Linked DNA regions of Mus musculus: region 2 is linked to region 1. A link is a loop called in an ENCODE intact Hi-C map of the cell type or tissue named here. Cell type or tissue: heart. All regions are shown on one strand.

Region 1 (8,000 bases):
CTTCTTAGGGGGCTACAGGACTCAACTACACAGACAATTGAATTTGTTAACACTTCTAATATATGGAGTCTGAAAAATACAAATTAAAAGGTCATATGCCCGGAATCCCAGCTACTGGGAGGCTGAAATCAGGAGATGGAAGATCACATTAGAACAAAATTTGAGCAACAATTTAGAGCAACGATTTGAGAGCCCACCTCAAAATAAAAGTGTTGGATCTCTAGGGGGAAAACACAAAATGAAAATTACATATTGCACAAGGTAATAATATGGTATCATAAAGAACACATGACACTTGAATAAGATGACTTTGAGTCTCAGCTCTGCCCCAACATCAAGATGTGGACATGTCAGTAGATATTTAGCATGGATTTCACGTTCTCAATCTAGAAAACAAAAGGCTAGATTCCAGTGTTTCAACAACGTTCCATGATATCATGACACAAATCCATATAAAATTAAAAAGCAAGGGGAAAAAAAAAGTCAGCTGGGGAAAGGATGTTTAAGAAAAAAGCACAGCAATAACTACACAAGCAAATGTCATCACAAAACACACCGCTCTGTGCGCTAACTTAAAAAGAAAGAGGGCGTGCGAAACAAACAAACAAAGACTCAGTTTAACATAGGTAACAGAAAATCTTGACAACCTTCACTCAAATCACAATTAAATTTCTAGGGACTGGAAAGATGTCTCCAGTTAAATTCAAGTATGGTTCTTGCAAAAGATCCAAGGCTGATTCCCTACAACAGGAGGCTTGTGACCCCCTGTAAGTATCTGACACTTTCTCCTGGCCTCCCTTTTCAGGCACCTGCCTCTTGTGCACATATCATGCCCTCAACATACATACAAGCACACACTTTTTAAAAATGTTTAACAATATGTAAAACAATGTAACTCTGGATGGGTGTCAAGATGCCTCTGTAGTTAAAGGTACCTACAGCCAAGCCTAAAAACCTGAGTTCACTTCATGGGACCTCTGTGGGGGACAGAGAACTGACCCCTCACAAGCTGTCCTGACTCTGGGTGTAGAAAATATAATAACCAATCACTTTTTTAAAAAATAGAACTTTAGACTGATGATACACCTCAAAGGTTTATGAGAAGCCATTGGTCTCACCCCAAAACTGAGGGAAGGCAAAAGAGACAGGAGAGGGAAAGAGAAGAGAGGGCGGGGAAGGGAGGAAGGAAATTAAGGAAGAAGGAAAGCTTAGCGAACTTTTCCTTTGCAAAGTTAGTAGTTTGCAGAGAATGTTTCTGTATTAGGACAGATGGCTCAGTGGTTAAGAGCTCTTGCAGAGGATCTCTGTTCTGTCCCCAGAGTCCACAGCACATGTCGTACAAAACACTACAAAACACATAAAATAAAAATAAACCCTTAAAAGACTGGAATCTAGAGGAAAGATATTACTAGTGTCTAAACAGTGAAAAATATGTTCAAAGTATTATTTTAAGATCAGCACAGGCAGAACACATTTGAGATCCTCCAGGCAGAAAATCCAGTTAGAGTTACTGAGTAGTTCAGAAACTGAAAAACAATATATAAGAATACAAAGGTAAGATTTTTTTTTTAAAGAAAACAACTACAAAAAAACAGTACAATGTTAAGGTTTATGTCTGGGTTCCTGAAAGCATGCTACTAATGTATCGCTAATGAAAGACAGCTTGGAGGCGTGGGGCATCAGTTGTGAAGGGAAGACTTTGAAGTTCTATTTCCTTGATAGGTTAAAGTGAGAATCAGGCAGGCCTGTCAAATTGTCGTCAAACTGTTGGATTTGTTAAATGCTCAGTTCACGTTTCCTCCAATTTTACTTAACAGTGAAATAATCATTTGATTTTCTGGCATTGAAAGCATCCATTCTTCCACATTGCCAGAGTTAATTCATTTTTTTTCAAGTTCTCCTGAGAAGGAATTTATTTACAATAATAATCACAACAAGCCTTGAACTCTAGAACGAAGTTCTCAAATTAGAAAATCAGCAGCATAAACTATCACTCAATGTTTAATAAGGCAATACATTAACGTGTCGACTTATTAATACACGGATCTGTTGGGCTTGGAAACCTAAACAATTTAAAATGCTTGCTGGGGAGGCAAATCTTTTCAAACATAATGCTCATACATACAGCGGAGACATCAACACAATGTACGCTTTAGTTACTCTAGCCAATTCCTACAGAAGTTTTCCCAGAGAAAGCACCACATGTGGCCACGATGAAAAAAAAGTACTAATCAACCAACGCATACGCTTTGACTTAACTATCACGATGTGAAGAGAATATCTATTTAAAAACAAGACTGAAAATGATCAATCAAAACTTTCTCCTTGGACTATTTCTCTGTTCATGTTGTGACGTCGCTAAAGGCTGAAAGCACACAATTGATTTCCAGGTGCTTAAGAAACCGTTAAGGCTGATTGATCATCATCAAGCTACCAAAGCTTTTGAAAATGGAACGCTTCTTGCAAAACTTGACCCGTTTTTTTGGCCGAACCCTGGATTCTCACTGCTCCCCACCCAAGATGGGGTCAGGAAGTTTTCTTCATCTCGTTCTTTCCTAACTCCTGTGAATTCTTTCCTAACTAAGGGCAGTATTTTTCTTCGGGTGACTTCAGCTCGGCTCGACGTTAACCGGTCATGTTACGGTCCTCAACCCTGAACAAAAAACCAGCTTCCTTCCAACCCAGCTGTTAACACTGAACCGACCTAGCACGGAAACCCGTACGACAACAGTACGAAACCAACCCAGAGGACTGCTTTTCCTGGACCAACCCCACCTCAACAGCCCCCGGACACCCACATCTCTCCTGCTCCGGAACGGGAGGGGGAGGGGAGGGCGCGCCCCGAGGATGTCCCCCCTCTCGGCTTCCTCAGGCTGGCGGCTGGAGGTGAGAGCGCCCTTCCTGCCAGCCTACCGTCCCGGCCTCGGACACCGACACAGACCGCCGACAGGGCTTTCTGCGGAGAACCGCCGAGGCAGCGCGCCGCACACTTGCCTGCCCGCCTCCCCGACCGGCGCTCGCAGCTCAGGCCAGAGGCCGCGGGGTCACCGGGCTGCACCGCGGACACCCGAGCTCCGCCGAGCGGCCTCCCCGCCCCCTCCGCTCCGCTCCGCCGCCAGCAGACGGCGCCCCCGGGCCAACTTCGCCGGGGAAAGAGGAAGCGACTAGAGACTAGCAGGCAGAGCGGACCGACCGGGAGACCGAAAGGACTGTGCGTGTGTCCGCACGCGAGCGAGGCCGTCTCACCTTCCCTCCGCCGAGCCCTCGGCTCCAGTCACCTGAGGACCGCACCGGGACGCCACCGCGGCTGCCCGGATGCCGTTACCGCACGAGGCCTGTGCTGCGCCGCCGCGTAGCTCTCGGAGAGGGGCGGGGCGCGCGCAACCGGTGGGCGGACCGTTGCGGGCAGGAAACCCGCTCCACGCCCAATCTAATAGGCTCCATCGCCTCCTGCGCCCGCCCCTGACGCTTCAGCGGAATGCGCCGCTCCGGGATTGGGCGAGCGGGCTTGTCAATCAAGCGCGGGCCCTGAGTGGTCCCTGAGCTGAGACTGCGCGGCCTTTGGACAGAAGGTGAGGAGCGCCGGGCCCCACCGCCCTGTTCTCCCCTAGCCTCCTCGGTGGCTGCTTACTTTCCGCCTCTCCCACTGCTACTAAAACCTGTCATTCATTTTAAATCGCTCATTAATGTCGAACAGCGGTCCCGAGTTCAACCCAGACTACTCTGGTGCCTGCATCTGAAAGGGCCGACCAGCTGCAGATCTTAGGGACAGGGAGCGACAAAGAAAATGAAGCCTCGGGGGAAAAATGTAAGATGTTTGTTAATGAAAACCACAACCAAAATAAGCTTTGCGAGCAACTTCCGAGTGCCCTGGCGCGTGGGTAGCCTTCATTCCCGGCTTCCAGTCCTGTGAAAAGGACAGTTACTTCTGCCCTAGGGGTGAGTATGGCAGTGGCACAGTCCCAGCCACCTGCCAAGGAAGGCATCAATAAATCGGCTCTCCTTCCTAACTTGCCTTACAGCGACTCATAACCTGCCTCACTATTTCCCAATCACCTTTGTTGCTTAGTGTGGGTGTGGCACCTAAAAGAAACATTCTAGGTTAGGTAATTTTATGGAAACACGAGTTTTTGCCTCCAGCGTAGCTGCACCCATATACCTAGATTGCAAAGTCTATTAAAAGAACTGTTTCACCCACGCCCACCTCGTGCCTAGCACATCATCCTCAACAATCGAGGAATTAATACAGCTTCCTTTCATCTTTTAAAAATTCATTTTTATTCTTTGTGTGTTCGAGTGTTTGGTGTACTTGTGTTATACTTGTGTATAATTTTGCTGCCCATGGAGGTCAAATGAGGGTATAGGATCTTCTGGAACTGGAGTTACAGATGGTTTTGAACCACCCTGTGGGTGCTGGGAATCAAACTCAGGCCCCTTGGAAGACCAGCGCTCTTAATCACTGAATCTCAGCCCCTTCCTTTAGCTATACTACAAGCCCTACCTGTAAATCCTAAAAAGTTGTTTTCTGCTTTTAACTTAATTGCATGTTAATAAATACATGGGTGGCCTGCCCTAGGTAAAATACAAGTTACCTGTAGCCCCTTTTAATCCTGAGTTTAGTTGAGAAAAGTAGAACATAAAACTGGGGAAAGGATACTCTGCCTATTGTTAGTATCAAAAGTAAGTAATGCAAATTATATATTTAAAAACATACATACCGAAGAGAAGGGGGTGATGCATGCAGAAGCAGGTGGATCGAGGCCAGCCTGGTCTACAGATTGAGTGTGAGTTCCAGGACAGCCAGGGCTACCCAGAGAAACCCTGTCTCAAAAAACAAAAAGACAAATATATATATATATATATATATATGCAGAGACAGGTTCAAGTTCTGCAAGTTCAAGGCCACCCTGGTTTATGTAGCAAATCCTAGGACAGTCAAGGCTACATAGAGAGATGCTATCTCAAAAGCAAAAACATACAGGCAGCTGACCCCCATTAACTCCAAAGGAGGATATTTGGGGTAATAAAGGAAATAAGAATCCTCCATATCTTAAGACCTTTCCCAGTAAGCTATTGACAGCTTATATAGTTAGAATGACCTAGTTTAGTGTCCCTATCATACAGTAATGTTTAGGAGGAAGAAAATCCTACCTATCTGCTATCAAGAAGTTATCACAGACTTGATATTGAAGTGTAAACATTAGTGGGCCCTACTAAATAAACTTAACTTCTGGATTTAGTATAGTTATGCTGTTATAGGAAAGAGTCTACCTTGTATGGAAGGTGCTAAAATAGGCACTGCAGATCTTGAGTCCACACCAGTGTCAGATATTGAGATTTAAACCAACCTGTATTATTTCTGTGCTAACCATATCAACAGTTGTATGTAGGGACAGATGGGCATTAAGCCACAATGAGAGGGAAATGTGTAGTAAGACTATTTGAGCAAAAAGAAGGGCTTGGGAGGGAGTTACCAAGTCTAAAGACATTAAGCAATTATAGTAATGTTGATGGAGCAGACAGTGGCTAGATTTGAAGCAATGTGTTAGGAAAGCTGAGGTCCTTAGAGTTTATCCTACAAGAAATGAGAAAGAGTTGTTTCACTAAAGAGTTGTTTTTCAGTACTTTTTCAGTAGATCATTCTGATGTTTTCTAGCTCTTGTTTCTACTGAGAAGCAAGTAGCAATTCAAAAAAAAAAAAAAACCAACTTTCTTTTATGTGTGATGGGTTTTGCTTACATGCAGTTCCCTCAGAGACCAGAAGAGGGCACCAAATTCTGGAACTGAAATACCAGACAGTTGTTAGTTGCGAGTGGGTGCTAGGAACCCAACTCGTCTTCTAAAGACCACAGTGACAGGAGCTGAACTATGACCCTGAAAGGACATTGTACAGCATAAAAATTTTTTAAAAAGGATAAAACTGTAGGCATAATGTTTTTATACACTGTGTTAATCAAATGCTGATTTCTCTGCCCTCATACCTTGTTTCAGTCCAGACACAGCATTGTAATGCTTATACCAAGAATCTCCTGTCTCAGGTTTGTGTGTAAAACAGTTCTTATTCTGTGCCTTGTCAATAAATGCTGATCACCCAGTGGCTGGGTAGAAAAGACAGTCGCACCCACCAGCCAGAGGAAGGAGAGAGGGAGAGAGGGAGATTCAGATCAGCAGCAGGATGGAGGAAGTGGAGCCATGAAGAAGGGGTCTGAAGAGCTGGGTCATTATCACGGGATGGGGCTGGGAGGTAGCCACATTAGCGCAGAAGTTTAGGATAGATCACTTAACTATGGGTAATGAGGCGTAGTTTTAAATAAATCTTGATTTCTCTGTGAAGTTACTGGGGACTAGCATAACATAAATAAATACAGTCACCAGATTAATTCACAGCCACATTTATATTAAAGAAATTTCATTCACATTAAGCCATAGAGCAAGGGGGAGCAGGGTAGGCCATACCGTTGTCCAATCATACTTTGACATAAGGATTGAACAAGGGAGTGTCCATCCATCAGGACTGGAGTTGGTCCCTGGGCCTGGGAACAGGAACTTGTTTGACGCTGCCGACAAGATGGAGAAGTTGTCCTTGAGATGTCTGGACTCAGGCAACTGTTTCCTTACGACAGAAGCTGTTCAGCTACTGGGAATCCCCAGCTCCCCTGGGACCTGGGACCTGGAATTTAGTTTCTCTGTATAGTCGAATGGAGTCTGAAAATGAAATGGAGTCTGAAAATGAAATCCTTAGAATGAGTTTCTCTAGCTTGTTCCCAACGATGTCTATGCTCACCCTTAGCAGGTTACACCCAAGATTACATATGTGGACATATGCTGCCCAGGGTCTTACTGAATCTCCCAAGCTGGCCTCAAATTTAGGAGCATCCTGCCTCAGCTTTCTAAGACACTGAGATTACAGGCTTATAGCTCTATGTCTGGCTCAGTTTGCATAATGTCTGTTGATATCTAATGTCTAGTAATCCCTGAAAATCTTAAGTATCAACACTTCCCAACGCTGGCTACCTTGCTAATGGATTTGGATTTGTTTGGAGATAATTTAGAAACATTTTATTCAGAAAAACAGAAATCACATTTTACCACAATGGAGGAAATTTAGGATTATGTGTTAATGGACTGAAAAAACTGACGCCAGGTTTGGTGGCTCATGCCTGTCACCCCATTATTGGGAGGATCACCCCAGGTTCAAAGCCAGCATGGGTATATAGTGAGACCCTGTCTCAGAGGATCACAAAATAAATAATAAAATAAAATAAAATGCAGGGAGGGGCCAGAGATGACATTGAGGTAACCCAAAGGAAGTTGCTTTGTGGATCAGCTACCACCCCTAGGGCTAGTGAAAAGGGAGATCAAGTCTGGACTAAAGCACTTGAGCAGTAAGGCATGACCCAGCTGGGATATAGCTCAGACCTCCAGGAGGAAGCTCTCAGGTTGGCTCTTCTACTGCTCAGGGAATGATGTGCAAGTAGAATAATGCCAAAAGTAATCCCAAAAATAAGGGTAAAATCAAGTCAAACAGCAAATGATAAGGCAAGTGGAAAGAGGGAAGTCCCTCTCCTGCCATCTAATCTATTGACTTGTTTGCTTTGTCAAGTATGTGTGTGTGTGTGTGTATGTGTTTGTTTATTTGCAGTACTGGGGGCTCAGTTTTTGCCTTCTAATCTCCCCCTGTTGACTTATTTGCTTTTATTTATTCGTTTATTCATTAATTTGCAGTGCTGGGAGTTGAGCCTAAAGCAGCTTGCTACATAGTATGAGCTATATCCCCAGTAGACTTTCTTTTTTTTGAAAACCAGTCTGAGTAAGTTGCCAAAGCTAACCCTGAACTTTGTGATCCACCTGCCACAGCTTCCCAAGTAGCTAGAATTACAGCCCTATGCCATCGGGCTCAGCCCCTCTGTAATGTCCTTTGTAGGCAGAACCCTGTGAGAGATACTGGTAGCATCAGAAAAGTGAAACATGTGGGGCTGAGCCTTAGCATCACATACGAA
Region 2 (8,000 bases), 520 kb after region 1:
AGGACAGCCAATAAGCAAGGCACTTTGTTGAGGTTAGAATCAGGGAGGATGAAGCCAAAGATGTAAAATAAATGGGTGCTAAGATTGCTAAGTGTTGTTTAGATGAAATAAATGCATTGAGTATGTTGATCTGAACAGTGTCATAGGGAAATAGTCACAGGAATGGAAGTGAAGTCCCTCCCCTGAGGTGCTGACCCTGGCCTGCAGGGGACTCTGACCTCCAAACAGCAGGGAATGGAGGAGGAAGCCTGGTAGGTCCTAGAGGAACCAAGAAAAGGACAGAAGCGGTGGCCTGGATCAGATCCTGGTTTAATTTCATCTGATGATGGGTTTTCTATAAAGTATTGTTCTGGGGCTGTGAATATTATCAGATGGCGGGTACTTGCCTGGCATGCACAAAGCCCTGGGTTGGATCTCCAGCACCACATAAAACAGTGGAGGACAGTTGGAGCATGCCTGCAATCTCGGCATTCAGAGGTGGGGGCTGGGGAATCGGTTGGTTGAGGTCAACCCCAGCTGCACTGGGAGAAAGGCCAGTCTGCATTTAGCTGAGTTTTTTTTTTTTTTTTTTTTTTAAGTATTTATCTAGCTAGTCTCTGAACTTGTACATTTAACTTGATTTTAAATTAAGCTGCTGGCACTTCCCTGTAGATTGAGGTTGTCCGTTGTTCTCTATTGTAAGTGCAGGTTAGGCATGTGCTAAAAGTCTGGTTGGCAAAGGTGTAATGGTGAAGGTGATGATGAGCTAGGATACTGGGCCAGAAGGGAGAATGAAAGTTAAGACGTTTGAAGAGGGAACATCACTGCAATGCAAATTTGGGGGGAGGAAGAAAAATTAGAGGACACAAAACACAACCCATGAGAATAAAAATGCTGTAAGGAGTTAGAGGCCGGCCTTGTCTTCAGAGCAAGTTCCAGGACAGCCAGGGTTGCACAGTTTCCTTTATTTTGTTTGCTAACTTTAATTTTCAATTTAAAAAGTGATTTTTTTTTTTTAAAAGAAGTGGATACTGGCAGACAGGGAAGGAAAGCAGACCACTATTTCAGAATTTCAAAAGATCCTAACCCTTCAGAAAGTCCCTTGTATTGCCAGCCTGGCCTTTGTTTTTTTTTTTTTTTGAAAGCTTAATGTCAACAATTTAATTTACTGTATCCAAACTGTTCGAGTGCAATCAATACATGCTTGTGTATGATATTCTGAGAGAGTTTCAAGTCCATCTAGCCTGTGGGTTTCATTAAGTAACTTAGATTTGACATTGATGAAGATGAAGGGAGAATTGTCTTAAAGATGGCCAGTTTTATGACCGTTCCTAAGAAAAAGACTAGCGTTTGCCCATGCCTGTACTGGCAGCTTCTCAGACATCAGAGTTCTAGTAATTTGACAATGACCTAATTCCCATGCTCTTCAAACCCTATGCCAGGCAACAAGAAGGGCAAAACCAACCAACTAACCAACCAAACAAACAAAAAACCAAAACCTCAAAAGCCCACAAAACAAAAACAAACACAAACCCCCAAACAAAACAATGAGAATAAAGACAGGGCACAGAGCTGGAGAGATGGCTCAGAGGTTAAGAGCACTGACTGCTCTCACAAAGGTCCTGAGTTCAATTCCCAGCAACCACATGGTGGCTCACAACCATCTGTAATAGGATCTGATGCACACTCTACTGGTGTGTGTCTGAAGACAGCTACAGTTTACTCATGTAAATAAATACATAAATAATTAAAAAAAAAAGACAGGGCACATATTCTGGCTTTTCAGCAGTTACAGTGTAAAGAGGAGACAACAGGATGAAACCAACAGCTACACATAGTGTGGAAGTTGTGATGAAAGGGGCGAGCACTTGGTAGGGATGGAGATTGGGACAGGAACACTTAACTTACCATAAGTGTGCACAGAATAATCAGAGCCATTGTATTTTCTACAATCTCCCTATGCTGGCTAGTTTTTTTTTTTTTAAAGATTTATTTATTTATTAATTATATGTAAGTACACTGTAGCTGTCTTCAGACACACAGGAAGAGGGCATCAGATCTCATTACGGATGGTTGTGAGCCACCATGTAGTTGTTGGGATTTGAACTCAGGACCTTCGGAAGAGCAGTCAGTGCTCTTAACCGCTGAGACATTTCTCCAGCCCGTGCTGGCTAGTTTTATGTCAACTTGATACAAGTTAAAATCATCTGAGAGGACGGAGCCTCAATTAAGAAAAACACCTCCATAACATGAAGTTCAGGCAAATCTGTAAGGCATTTTCTCAGTTTTTTTCTTTCTATCTATCTATCTATCTATCTATCTATCTATCTATCTATCTATCTATCTGTCTATCTATTTCATGTATGTGAGTATTTGAGCTTACAGGTATGCCTTATATGTATGCACTACCATGCCTAGTTTTGATAAATAGATATTCAGTGGGCATGTTGGTTTATGCTTGTACTTATTCTCAGCTACATAGTGAGGTCGATGCCAGACTGGGTATCATATGAGACTCTTGGGGGAAAAAAAAGTATGGGGCTGGAGAGATACTCAGCTAGGAGCAGACATTTCTCTTGTACAGGCCTTGTATAAGATCTGAGTTTGGTCCCCAGCATCCACAGTAGGAGGCTCACAAGTGTCTGTAGCTCTAGCTCCAAAGAAATTGGAGGCTATACCTTTGGCTTCTGTGGGCACTTGCACTCACATACACGTAACCACACACACACACACACACACACACACACACAAAATTAACTTAGTTCAAAACATGTACTTGTTATGTTGTCCAGGTTTGTCTTGAATGCTTGCCTAAAGTGATCTTTCTGCTTCTGATTTCTTTCTTTTTTTAAAAAAGATTTATTTATTTATTATATGTAAGTACACTGTAGCTGTCTTCAGACACACTCCAGAAGAGGGCATCAGATCTCATTACAGATGGTTGTGAGCCACCATGTGGTTGCTGGGATTTGAACTCAGGACCTTTGGAAGAGCAGTCAGTGTTCTTAAACACTGAGCCATCTCTCCTGCCCCCTGCTTCTGCTTTCTAAATGTTGGAACTACAGGTGTGTGTGTATACCTTGCCTAGCTATATTTTTACTTTTCTGTGGCTGTGATTAAAAACACCACAGTCGAGGCAACCTATGACAGAGTTTATTTGGGCTAATGGTTCTAGGCTTAGAGTGGAGACAGCAGGTAGCAGTAGCAGCAGCCCAGAGCTCACATCTTGAACTCACATCTTCACACGTGTGAAGCAGAGAAAGCACACTGGGAATGGAGTGAGGCTTTGAAACTTCGAAACGTGCCCCAAGTGAATACTTCCTCCAACAAGGCTACACCTCTTACACTTCCTACACAGTGCCATCAATTGAGAGACAAGTGTCCAAATGCACAAGACTATGGGGTCATCTTATTCAAACCACACCAGCCTTATAATTATTTTAATATCAAAATAGTATTCTATGAAATAGATGTATGATAGTATAGGTAGTGCTTCAAATGAGAAATTTGGATTGAATTAATTACAATGACATAAACTCATAGGAAAACACAGGGTTTATTTACCAATTTTTTTTTAAGACAAGGTCTCACTGTATAGCTGTGGCTGTCCTAGAACTAACTCTGTATGTAGACCAGGCTGGCTTACAGAGATCCACCATTCTTTGTCTCCCAATTGCTGAAACTAAAGGAATGCACTACCATGCCTGGCCTATTTATCAACGTTTTGAGGGAGCATGAAATATATATTTATTGAATGTACTATAAACTGTTACCTCCATATAGACCATGGTTTCAACATTAGATCATTATACATTCCTAATCAAGGAGGTGATGTATCTGGAACACTGAAAAGTTATTTTTTAAAAAGATTTATTTATTTATTATATGTAAGTACACTGTAGCTGTCTTCAGACAGCAGAAGAGGGCATCAGATCTCATTACAGATGGTTATGAGCCACCATGTGGTTGCTGGAGTTTGAATTCAGGACCTTCAGAAGAGCAGTCAGTGTTTTTAACCGCTGAGCCATCTCTCCATCCCAAAAAGTTATTTTTGTTTTGTTTTTTGTTTTTTGAGACAGGGTTTCTCTGTATAGCCTTGCCTGTCCTGGAACTCACTTTGTAAACCAGGCTGGCCTCGAACTCAGAAATCTGCCGCCTCTGGCTCCCAAGTACTGGGATTAAAGGCGTGCACCACCATTACCTGGCAAAAAGTTATTTTTATGTGTATGAATGTTTTGTTTACAATTATGTCTGGATACCATGTGCTTGTAGTACCTATGGAGGCCAGAAGAGGGCTCCAGATTTCCCTGGAGCTGTCATGTGGGTGCTGGGAACTGAATTGGAGTCCTTTGTGAAGGCTAAGAAGTATAACTATCTTACTAGTAAAGACAACATTTATTTAACAGTGACATGTATCTGTGCTACTTTGACATATGGCTATTAAGTATCATATAGACTATTTGGACTTAACAATGTAATACATTGTTTCAACATAACACATTGTTTCGAAGGTAATACAATGTTTCGGTGTAATACAATGTTTCAATGGAATGAATTCTTTCAATGCGATATATTGTTTCTTTACACTTGAGGTTCTGTGAAAGGACAGAAAGACTGAAATTACCAGGAACCAACCACCAGGTAGTAGAGGCACATGACTGTGACCCTAGCACTTGGGGGTGGGGGATGGAGGACCTGGAGCTCAAGGTTATCCTCAGCTACATTTCCAGGCCAGCCAGTAAAACCTGCCACGAGACAAGAATCTTTAGGAAAATCTAACATTATAATGAATTAGGAGCAGTAGAACTGTTGATTCTGAGGCTTTTCCTCCTCCTCCTCCTCCTCCTCCTCCTCCTCCTCCTTCTTTTTTCTGAGACAGGGTTTCTCTGTCTAGCCCTGGCTGTCGTGGAACTCGCTTTGTAGACCAGGCTGACCTTGAACTCAGAAATCTGCCTTCCTCTGCCTCCCGAGTGCTGGGATTAACAGTTTGTGGCGCCACCACGCCTGGCTTTTTTTTTTTTTTTTTTTTTTTTTTAAAGTACAACTTCCATTTTATTTTTCCAGGGTAGTTTTCCTTCTGCCCTTACAAAACCACCTCTTTACATGGGTTTTGGTGGAGGTCGCGGTGCAGGTCTGAATCGTGGTGGGAGTGTCGGGTCCTTCCCGGCTTCACGGGATTGATTCCTGACGACCTTGCTAGGGATGGCGTAGCTCACGAAATAATGCAGCTTGATGTAGGGTTTGGGAAGTACATAGGCATCGAAGACATTTGCTTCAGATAGGTCTCTGACAGCAGTGTCTTCTACAATGTTCCGAATGACAAACTTCTTAATGGCCTTATCCTTGGGCACGCAGTTCGTGCAGCAAATTGGCTGCACATGCCACGGCCCTTTTTGGCACAACCATTGTTTCTTCTTTCTTTTTCTTTTTTTTTTTTTTTTTGGTCATCTTGGAGCCAAGACTCGAAAGAGGGGCTTTTCCATCTTTATAAGCTATGAATATTGCCAGTTGACCTTAAGAAATATTGTATCAATTTATAACCCCATTAGCAGGACTATTAGAATGCTGACCCTGGAGTCTCTGCATGCCTGTAATACCAATATTCAGAGCCTGAGGAGGACCCAGGATTTGAGGTCAGCCCGGGTTACCAAATTAGACCCAGTCATCAAAAAAAGTCAACATACCTTAGGTTGCCAGATAAAATGCAGAATGCTGTTGAATCTCAATTTCAGATAAACAGTGAATACTAAACAGCCTGCACTGAAGATTGTCGGAGAAGATGAAAATCTACTTGGATGCCAAGAGGAAGCCAAGGAGACAGTGTGTCTAAATTAATGTGGTCTCCTGGAACAGAAAGAGGGTCTTAGAAGAAATTTAAATGTGAATGTCGATGTGAATATGAATCAGAAACACCTTTCTGGGCTCATGTTTTGAATACTTGTTTCCCAGATGGTCTGCCCATTTTGGGGGTCATTAAGGAACTGAGACCTAGCTGGTAGAAGCAGGGCATTCAATGTAAATTTTTGGATGTTAGACTCCGTCCCTTGTTCCTGAAGCCCTGTTTCCTGGCTTATGTGGTATGAACAGCCTGCATGTGGGGACCCCGTCTCCCCCACTAAGATGAACTGAAACCCTCTGAAACCATGAGTGAAATAAATCTTGTTTCTTTTTGGAACTGTGGTCACAGCTGTGTGAAAGTAACTCAGGCAAAAATATGGGTTTTAGTTATTGCTATCATAGTGATTCATTAAATGTGAGAAATATACCACATAGATAGATATATGATGCTAATTATAGTGTAGAATATACAACCTTCTCTGAAATAATGTTGTAAATCACAAACTACTTATTGTAAAATAGAGCATTTATTCAGATAACTGGCAGTTTTACACCCAGGCTGTATACATTGGCTGTCAAGTAATCACTTGCAAGACATTAACCGGATTTCCCCCTAAAATGGCTAATATATAAAAAGATCTTAGGTGGGCACTCTTTTTTTTTTTTTTTCCGAGACAGGGTTTCTCTGTATAGCCTGTCCTGGAACTCACTCTGTAGACCAGGCTGGCCTCAAACTCAGAAATCTGCCTGCTTCGGCCTCCCAAGTGCTGGGATTAAAGGTGTGTGCCACCACGCCCGGCTAGGTGGGCACTCTTAATGGGCTTGACCTTTATGTGATTTTCCCCCTAAATATTTAGGTTAAGCAATTCATTTTCTATAAACAATCCATTTGATTCCTGTTCAAGCGAGGCTCAAGCAGGCTAATAAAAGAAAGGGGTACAGTTCAAGTTGATGTGCTCGTTAGTGCCATAATCTATTACCAGTTGCAACCAATTCAGAAGCTGAAAAAAGAATGGATTTAACTCTGACTCACACAGACCATCAATAGAATTAATCTTAAATTGGGGTGTGCAACTCCCAAAGATTTTAAAAATCTAGTTACAGGGGGAAAAAAATGCCTGCAAGTAGTCTGTTTCCCAGGGTGACGACTCATCTATGCTGCCTGCCTGGATGTAAGCAGTCCTGGGCTTTTATCCTTCAAGTTTCTCCTTTGGAGGAGAGCAACCTGCGTGCAGTGGAAGAAGACCTAAGAGGAACCTGGAATAAAAATAGATCTGTATAACGGTTTTGTTTGGAAGTGACCTTAGAAAATAGCTATCATAAAGAGAAAATGGCAGATGGAGCCTTTAAAATGAGCTAATTTTAGAATACATATCGTTTCCCACGTGTGACTACTAAATACATCCTCCACAGCTTACTCTGCTGATATATAAAATTAAGAAGTTGGATTCTTACTGGTACTGTATGTTAGGCTTTACTAAAAGAAAAACAAAAAAACAGAATCTGTCTTCAAGTCGTAAGATTGTTTGTGTTTCCTTGATAACTTATGGGCCAGTCCCTAAAATTAGCATTTTGGTATACCATAAGCACACATATGTAAAAGGTTTGCACACCTCATAAGCTTCACTTTGTGAACGTGTACAGCGTTAGTATGTGCAAAAAATATCATGTCGGAAGAGCAGTTTCTATTTGTGCTACCCAAAAACGGGTTTGTATTTTGAGAGGGGAGAATCACGCTGTTAGGCTTTATTTATATCCAAGTGTCCTCAGCCTTCTGCAAAAAAGGCAAAAGCTTTGTGTGTGCGTGTGTGTGTTTTAATGCAGAACAACGAAGGACTCAGACACTTTCGGACTCTACAGAACCAGAGCATACATCGCGGGCTGTGTCCACGCACAAGGGCAGGCTCGCTGGGGACCTAGAGGAGTGGCTTTCAAACTTGTGGGCCAGCGCCTAGTCCACGGCCCGCCACGCGCTAGGTTCCGGGAGGAGGCCGGCGAGGCCGGGGCTGGGCTGCCATCCTCCCACTGGGGTCAACTCCGGTCCCCGAACACCCTCCCCCCACCTCCGCCCCACGGCGCGACGCGGGCAGCCCACGCGAGGGGAGACCGTGCCCGCTACCCCAATTCACCACAACCCACACGCCTGGGAGACCGGATTGGAGAGCACGTGGGGGAGGGGCGGA

The links. A loop is a pair of places that touch in the nucleus more often than their neighbours do. Peaks named below come from ENCODE experiments on the same cell type or tissue, not always from the same donor. Only the 100,000 strongest peaks of a DNase experiment are listed, where the experiment ranks them.
Region 2: it touches region 1 in a loop (2.2-fold over the local background); 5 of 42 quality-filtered maps call a loop at or near these places.

What each region holds. Positions count from the first base shown.
Region 1 is chr9:100,542,749-100,550,748 of GRCm38, forward strand. It overlaps Nck1 (non-catalytic region of tyrosine kinase adaptor protein 1), which reads right to left and starts at 3,386. Exons shown (of 4, transcript NM_010878.3): 1 at 3,247-3,386. It overlaps Gm46139, which reads left to right. Exons shown (of 2, transcript XM_017313741.1): 2 at 2,709-8,000. The coding sequence ends at 3,356. It also overlaps a transcript of Slc35g2 not described here. In heart, CTCF peaks have their summits at 3,119 (motif pointing right), 3,329 and 5,757 (motif pointing right); DNase peaks (open chromatin) are centred at 2,853 and 3,463; H3K4me3 peaks cover 2,917 bases; H3K27ac peaks cover 2,361 bases.
Region 2 is chr9:101,065,701-101,073,700 of GRCm38, forward strand. It overlaps the pseudogene Gm46140. Among named protein-coding and RNA genes, the nearest start is that of Msl2, 5.1 kb to the right of the region's middle. In heart, a CTCF peak has its summit at 4,266 (motif pointing right); no DNase peak of the experiment used is centred here; H3K4me3 peaks cover 979 bases; H3K27ac peaks cover 1,132 bases.